2 separate regions of the Homo sapiens genome follow, and region 2 is linked to region 1. The links are chromatin loops, found by intact Hi-C in ENCODE. Cell type or tissue: OCI-LY7. All regions are shown on one strand. Each heading gives the region's core, and the rest is flanking DNA. Links, peaks and the distances in the headings are about the cores only.

Region 1 (4,412 bases), core at 255-4,254:
TGAAGGAACACACCATCTTTAAGAACTATAACACTCAACATGAGGGTCTGCGGCTTCATTCTTGAAGTCAGCGAGACAAAGAACCCACCAGAAGGAATAAATTCCGGACACAATAGTATATCCTAGTCAGTGCGTACAATGCTGGAGATTCATGGACATGTCACCACTCAAGGACCATGTGTCATGCACAAACTGTCTGGCATATAATGGGTGCTCAAAAAATGCCATTTTACATTAAATATTTGATTTCCATATTTGATGGGGATATCCAGAGAGGCAATTAAAAGCAAAGAAGATATTTTCATAATATAGAAATTGCCTAAATAAAGTGAAGGAAAAATTTTTGACTACTGTGACAAACATTTGCACTCCAAAATATTTCAGAACTGCTTTTAAAAATTCTATTAATTTAATTCTCAAACTTAGCCAGGAGACAAAGGAAGGGAGCTGACAGTTCACACCAGTGATAAAACAAATAGCAAATAAAACCTTGACAATTTTTTAGCCTCATTAATGAGCAACTACATGTTTGAATATATATACATGTACCCTCTGTATCCATGGTTTCTGCATGGGTGAATTCAAAAAATTGCATATCAAAAAATGTTTTTAAATGGATATATATGTCTGAACTAATCATGTACAAACTGTTTCCTTGTTATTTTTCCTTAATACAATATAACAATGATTTACACAGCATTTACATTATATTAAGTATTATAAGTAATCTGGAGATGATTTAAAGTATACAGGAGGATGTACATAGGTTATATGTCAATACTACACCATTTAATATAATTGACTTAAACATTCATGGATGTTTTTGTATCTGCAGGGAATTCTAGAACCAATTCCCCACAGATACTAAGGAAAGACTGCATATATATATGCAAATATATATTTATGTACATATATGCAAATTAAATTTTAAAATAAAATTTTATTTTAAAAATTAAAATTTGAAATGATTACTTAACATGAAAAGGCGCGATTGAAATAGATACATTTTGATAGCTCCAACATTTTTATTTTACCTAATGCTGACAATCTTTCTGGAGATAAGTTTTAAAATGTCTTACTGTATTGGAGAGATGCTACCATATGACCTGATAATACTCCTGTATTTTTATTGATACATGACAGTACTTCTAAATACTTAGCAGCTTATAATGACACATATTTCTTGTATCACGTTTTGTAGGTCAGGAGTCTGGGCATGACTTAGCTAGATTCTCTAAGGGATGCACAGGCTGCAATCAAGGTGTCAGCCAGGAATGAAGTCATATCACAGGTTCGAACGGAAATGATTCACTTCCACCTTCATTTGAGTTGTTTGTAGACTTCAGTTTTTTGCAGTAGTAACACTGGGGGCATTTGTTTCTTGTTGGTTGTCGGCTGTGGAGACCACCCTCACTTCCCAGATACCATCCACTATCCCTTGCCACACAGGGCTTCCCAACATAGCCACTTGCTCCCTCAAAGCCAGCAGGGAGATACTCTGGTAAGACAGGCACTACAATTTTATGTAAACGTAATCATATACACGTAATCACATACATTCCATCACTTTTGCCATATTCTGCTGTTTAAAGTCACAGGCCACCACTGCTGCCTAAATGCCAGGGTTTCAGTCTAGGTCCTGCTGCTCACTGCACAGAAAGCCAATCACTGAGACAATGAGTATTGCTGGGGAAGAAAGCTTTCTTCAGGTGCTTTGGTTAAGGAGAACAGATCAGTCTCAAATCTGTCTCGTCAACTGGCTAAGTTTAGGGGTTCATATAGCAGGGGAGAAGTTAACTATGTGTAGGAACACAGGAATTAGGGAGGGGTAAGGAAGAGGAGCTGGTCAGCAGGAAGCCAGTGGTTGCTTAGGTAGTCATGATGAGTGAGGAGCCTGGTATCTCATTGTCTGGATGCAGCGATCTGGTGAGTTTCAGTTCCCTAATACCACCTGGGAGGCCTGAAGGCCGGTTTCCTGGGGAAGGAACTCAGATGAGACAAATTTAAGTTTCAAGCTTTAAGACCAGGAGAGTCAGTTTCTATGTTTATCCGAAAAACAGTAGACAGCACTTCTATGGTACAACTGGGCTAGTTTCGGCACTACATGTAAAGGGAGGAAACTGAACAAGGCTGTGAAAAATAGAAAGTGGAGTTTATGGGGAACACCTGAAGATCTATTTGTCTGTTACAACCATATCTGTGATATAGTTCAAGGAAATAATTCAAAACAGAGAAGAAAGATTTAGACAATATTGTTTATTTATGTACTATATATTATTCCTGCTAATTGAGAGCAGTTTTAATTCACAAATAAGTAATTGCAAGAAGAGGGGAGGATATAAATGTCTAGAATCTGGAAAATCAACCCAATTTATATATTACTGTCCATATATGAAAACAAAGAGGTTAACACACGTATAACTGAAAAATAACTAAAAGTAACAATAAAGGCACAATAAATATAAAATAATGAATACATAATCATAGCAACTAGACTAAAATTTACTGGTATATATATTTGAATTAGGAGAAGCTACAATATTTGTGAATAAATTTTGGTCATTACTAATTTACCATCCTTGCAAAATTTAGCTATTGTCTACAGTTCTTGAAAATCAAAGGATAGCAACCTATAAAAACATGAGTTATTGAAATATGGAAAACAAAAATAATTTATAGATATGATTTTTTAAAACCCTGTGATTTGATTTTTTAAAAAGGCTCACAAAACTGATGAAATTTTAATTAAAGAAACAAAAGAGAAAACAAAACTACATATTATGACAAATCGGAAAGGAGACATATTATATTTTTAGGTTTAAAATACTTATGTGCAAATATTGTGTGCAAAACTAGGGCAACAAATTGGAAAATTTGGAAAAAAAAGGAATGATTACTTACCAACGTACAAATTATCAAAATTGATCCTAAAAAAGTAGAGAAGTTAAACAGACATAAACTACAAAAAATTAGTGGTATGAATGAAATATTTTGCCATTTAAAAATAAATTACCTTAGATATCTTTATAGATAATTTTTATATCATCTTTAAATAACAGGTAATCCAGTGCTGTGAAAGAATTTTATAGATCACAAAAGATTGAAAGCCCCCATTTTATTTTTAGAAACAAGTGAAACTTTAATATCCAAATTTATCAAGATAAAAAAGATTTAAAAAGCTGCGCTGATCACTGTAATGATAATGTACAATTTTAAATTTAAAATTAGAATTTAAATCCCATATTACAAAATGACTGTATAGTATAAGTGAAATCGAGCCACATTATTCAAATACCGAAATAATAACTGCATATGATATATCAAATAAATATATTTAAAAGAAAAATACAAATTAATATAGCAATGTATTAAAAGTACATTTGGTACAATTCAGGCATTTTTTATTAAAAAATTCTAAGGAATATAGTGGACATAATACTATTCAAACAAACAGGAAAAATCATTCTAAAGAATTAAATGTAATATCATTTCCATTAAAATTAGGAGCAAAACATAATTTTATATGGTTTGAAAATGCTAGTTAATACAATAAGTCAAGAATGAAATATGTATATAAATCTACATGATCATTGGACAAGAAATTTTTCTCTTAACAGATGATATATTTTTATAACTAGAATCATCAAAATAATTTGACTAAAACAAAACAATACATACAGAAAAACACACACACACAAAGAAAAGATGAACCATTAAAATTAGAGACTGATAAAGACTTCAGTATAATAGTATTTCCACTGTTGTCCAGTTAAAATAAAAAATGGAGAAAAATCTGATGAAGAAAACAACAATCATTGATGGAAATATATAATCTAAAATCTGAACAAATAGAGGAGCAACGATGTGTTTTAATAAGATTATAATTTACAAAAATGTAAATCCTTCCATATTTACAAGATAAGTATATTATAAATCAAATTAGAATACAAAGTTATTTTAAAACTGGATATATTGATATAAAAGTTCATGGAAAAATAAAATTTGATTGTGGCCAAAAGAAAAAAAAAAGGAATACTGGAGGGAAATTTGCCTTAGCAAGTACCAAACTTACATTAAAGCTATTGTAATAGAAATGGTATGGCAAAAGCATAGGTATAGTCATATTGATTAGAATAATTACTTCAAAACTGATCCAAAAGAAAATATGATTGAATATTTGAGAAGTTATAATTTAATTAGTTAGCAAAATGGTACTTCATTTTACAGCCAGTATAAGTGTTTAGAAACTTATAAGAAAACAAAGCACATACCACATACAAAAAATTCTTACAGAAAATTTTAATGTATAGGTTAACTGTCTCATATATAAATAATTATAACGTGTACAAATATATATAAAATAGTATGCCAATAATAAATAGTAATATGCAAGTATATTTTATAACTTTTCA
Region 2 (4,412 bases), core at 198-4,197, 280 kb after region 1:
TCCTTTATTTCTCAAAAGAAGAAGATGCCCTCATCCCTAATACAACTATGATGAATTGCTTTAAAGAGGAAAAACTTCTGGTGTATTTAACAAAGGTACAGTTCAAAATAGAAATATCTGCAAAAGCTCCTACATAACTAGATAATCCAGCCCTGCCTATCTCAACAATACAAGGATTTCCAGCAAAATTTACATTTTGCATTTAATATCTATTAACAACATTTTAATGTTTAAGCTCTTATCAATTATATATTAACTTTTGACTTCAGAATCTAATCCAGGAAAAGCTACAAAACACATAGACCTTTATGGCCACAATAAATAAATAATAATTTTAATGTCAAATTATTTTCATTTCAAATTTCAAAATAAATTATTTTATTATATACATTGGTGAATCAATAAAGAATTTTTGAAGAGCAAAAATATATTGGGATAACATATGGGGAAATTGTAATGGAAAAATGATTTCAAAGACTAAAAAATGATGCAGAATGCCTACCTCCTACAAAGGAGTTTGTGTATATCTTTAACATCCAATAAATCTTGAGAGATTGGTAAATGGATATTTATTATTTGAAATATGTACTTTTCAACATAGTTAATATATTGCAAATAAAAAGTGTATTATTAAAATGCATATGCCATTAACATTTATTGAGTATTTACTATGAACTTGGATCTTTGCTAAGAAGTTCCATAGACACTCCATTTCATTTTCACAAAAACATTGCATGACAGGGATGATGCCCAAACAACAGATGTGGAATTTGAGATTCACTGAGGTTAATTATTATGCCAAGGACCACCTAGCTAGTAAATCGCTAAGCTAGGAGTCTAACTTAGGTCTCCTAACAGTAACTTGAATGATGATACAGCTACCTGTTTTTCTATTTTTGCTTCAATAATAACAATTGTAACAATGCATCAGACATACTAAGAATCAATTTGTTTTTGGTTTCTTGTGATCTAGAAAGTAACATAGGCTATGCCATGATTCCTTCCTGCCTGCCTGCCTGCCTCCCTTCCTTCCTTCCTTCCTCCCTCCCTCCCTTCCTTCTTTCCTTCCTATATCCTTCTTTCCTTCCTATCATCTTTCCTTCCCTTCTTCATTCCCTCCCTGCCAAACTCAACAAGTGATTATTGATCGTATTGCTTGTCCAGCACTTTGCACTGCAATGGGCAGGGGGGGTCTGTGCCCTATCTTACCATATAATTTATAGCAAACTTTGTAGCAAGAAAAGCATCTGTTGTAGGAGTTCAGACAGGAAATAATTCTGCATGTTAGTACGTAAGCATTTAAGTTGAGTTGTAGAACTTGTTAAGATCACTTCTCAATATGACCAGTGCTTAGGACTTTATGAACGATGATCTCAAACTTATTAACCAATTGCCCTTTATCTATTCCTCACAACAAAGAGAGGGCAAAAATCAGCTTATGTGATGGAAGCATCATAGAAATGGGATATTAAAATGATATGAATTCCTTTAAAAGTATATAAGAGCAGTATGAGCTATGTTGAGTCAACACCCTTCCTCTACGTTCTCACTGTCACCTGGACGTGCCTCTCTTTGGCTTTAGTGTGCTTACTTTTTAATACTTCCATCTCCCTCTGTTAAATGATAAATTATTTAAGGAATCCTGAATTAACTTGGTACTTAGTGAAGCCTGGATAGTAGCAAATTCTAAATAATGTGTGTTTCATCAATGAATAATGAATAAAAGCACTACCTCTTGATCATACTATAGTAGTATGCAAAAATCAGGAAGGGAGAGGAGAAACCAATCGCTGGTAAAGTGACATTGTCTTAGCTTTGAAATCATTTCAGGAGTGAGAGGAGGTGGTGATGTTGTCCAGATTCCACAAGAAATGATAGACATAATTACCTACCTCACTACCAGAAACCAGGGCAGGGTGCCATGCAAAGAGATTTCCAGTCAAGGTGATAAAGACCAGTATAAGAGCACATACACAATCGGAAGGTTTGTTTCTCACTCACACAGCAGTCCAGAGGTAAGCAGGCCAGGTGTTGGGCTCAGAAAATGATACCCCAACGTTTGGTGCTTTGGCACGCTCAGCACGAAGAACTAAAGGAAATGAGAGCTTTCAAAGCTGCTTTGGAATCAAGGACTCTCTGACCCTCCCTAGTTTCTCCTACCAAGTGCAGGGAGGAGCTGTCCCTGAAATTTCCTTATCTGACTGAGGGAAATTCTTCCAAAAGAAACACGATTGCCTTCAATCTCCTGTCTGAAATCTTATTGACCAGGGAAGATTAATTTGTATTGCAGGAAAGGAAACTAAAAGTCGCCAGGCCCAGGACAACACGCCAGGACAGACTTTTCACTTCTTCTTTCAGCTACTTTTCTAAGGGCTGTTACCTGAGAAACTTGATCTGCGTAATAAGACAGCCTTTGCTCACCATTGTTTCTCTCCTTATCCTTCCATGGTATGTGTCACCACCTCCCCTCCCTCTCAGAGGCCCCCGTTTCTTTCTACTTAAGTTTCTGCCACCTGGTCCCCTCTTTGAACCTCATATTTTGTGTGACTCTCGTGTTTATGCACACAATACATTTGTATGCCTTTACCCCAGCTTTGTCTATTGTCAGTTCATTTCAGCAGACTCGATTATAGAATCTTCATTCAGATAGGGGAGGAAAATGTTTTGGGGCCCTACACAGTTGTGATATACAGTTGCACACTTCTGAAATTGTTCAGGGTATGCTACCCACAATATCCCACCTTGGCATTTAAAAAAAAAAAAAAACAGAAGCAGAAAGGTCTTTCCAGCCTTCTCTCACCATTCTCTCCTGAAGCAGGTTATAAAACCTATGAAAGTCACTCTCTGGCCTTTCTCTCTCTTCTTCCCTGAAGACTCTCACATGACAAGTGTCCTGCCCTGTACCCAGAGGGAAGGAATGCCACACAGAGACACCAAGAAGAATCTGAACAGACATTGCTAAGTTCCTCGCCCACCCCCGCCGTGTATTACCATTAGACTATACCCCTTTTCAAGCCCTCCACTCTGACTTCTGCACGTGTTCATAAAAAGTTTTCCTCTCTTACACAGATCTTTATACTAAAGCCTCCCATGTCACATAAAAGTTATATCAAGTAAATCTGAATGTTTTACTCTTGTCCATCTGCCTTTGGTTATGGGGGATCTCAGCTATGAAACTTGTGATGGGTAAGAAAAGGAATCTTTTCTCCCCTGTGGAACCTAGGCTTATTCTGTCGTATTGTTCTGTCATCTTTAATATGCAGCTCCCCATTTGGTGGTTTAAAATGACTAATGATGGGACTTCGGAAAACAATACCCAAAAAATACCCCAAAACAATATCTTAAAATGAAGCCCTCAGAAGCAGCCTCAAAAACCAAAGTTTTTCTCTGACATTCTCCTGCCCTCCAGTCTCTCAGTCCCATTCTCCCCAAAGGCTACCCATAAAACCTAGAATCCTTCTTCCCCAAGGCAGATCACTGAAACCAGAACCGCGTTTCCCCCCAAACCAGCCATAAAACCGAGTAATACTGGTGTAAGTTCTTCTATAACTTTCTGTGTAAAAACTACAAGGAAATGACCTAACTCACCTTATTTGGCTGTAGGTCATAAGACCCCCATTCTAGAGAGGGTCCTGGCCCACACCCAGAAGAAAGAAATGCATGCTCAGAGGGGCCAAGAAGAATCTGGACACACAGGCCTCGCTGGGCTTCCCAACTCAGTCTATTAGAATTGGATCACACCCTTTTTGTCCAGTGATATGTCTACACAGCTGTCCATAGTTTGTTGAATCTAAGCATAAAATAGACGATTTCCCCTGTATCTTTGGCTTTTCCTTCTAAAGACTCCTGTGTGTACATGTTAAATAAACTTGTATGTCATTCTGTGAGTTGATTTTTCAGTGAACCTTCAGCAGGCAAAGGGGAACTTTTCTCTTGGCTCTGACACTATTTTAGTTCCTTCCACCACATGCAAATTCCACTGAACAGAAAAAGGAGAGAAAAGGAGTATGTATATATATTCTTTTTCTCCATATATATATATATATATATATATATATATATATATAGACACACACACACACACACACACATATACATATTGATATGGAAAGGATTCAGGGAAGTGTTGGGTAGAGGAGGTTGTGGTTCCTGGTTAGGGCTCTGGCCAGGGCCTGTGCCCGTGGACTTAGGTGCCAACAGGCATTTCTGTTTTCCTGCCCAAATGTTGCATTTCCCAAGACCACCCTGGCCTGCCACACCCCCATCCTGTGCCAATAAAAAACCCGGAGACCCTAGCAGGCACACACACAAGCAGCTGGACGTCAAGAGGAACACACCAGCGGAAGAAGACAAGCGGCTGGACATGGAGAGAGAGGCACTGGAAGGCCATCGACCGGCGGAACGATGTGGCG

Evidence for each region. Hi-C counts contacts between places; a loop is a spot of excess contacts. Peaks named below come from ENCODE experiments on the same cell type or tissue, not always from the same donor. Only the 100,000 strongest peaks of a DNase experiment are listed, where the experiment ranks them.
Region 2: a loop joins it to region 1, with 6 times the contacts of the local background. A loop is called at or near these places in 1 of 110 quality-filtered maps.

Annotation. Positions count from the first base shown.
Region 1 is chr4:18,978,250-18,982,661 of GRCh38, reverse strand. All of the region lies in intron 3 of LOC107986263 (a long non-coding RNA gene), which reads left to right. Among named protein-coding and RNA genes, the nearest start is that of LINC02438, 480 kb to the left of the region's middle. RefSeq lists an enhancer at 1,756-1,805. In OCI-LY7, for the core only: no CTCF peak of the experiment used is centred there; DNase peaks (open chromatin) are centred at 1,271 and 1,971; H3K4me3 peaks cover 1,744 bases; H3K27ac peaks cover 3,541 bases.
Region 2 is chr4:18,696,310-18,700,721 of GRCh38, reverse strand. The region is part of intron 2 of LOC105374510 (a long non-coding RNA gene); the gene reads right to left. Among named protein-coding and RNA genes, the nearest start is that of LCORL, 680 kb to the right of the region's middle. RefSeq lists an enhancer at 2,150-2,229. In OCI-LY7, for the core only: no CTCF peak of the experiment used is centred there; a DNase peak (open chromatin) is centred at 2,391; H3K4me3 peaks cover 621 bases; H3K27ac peaks cover 523 bases.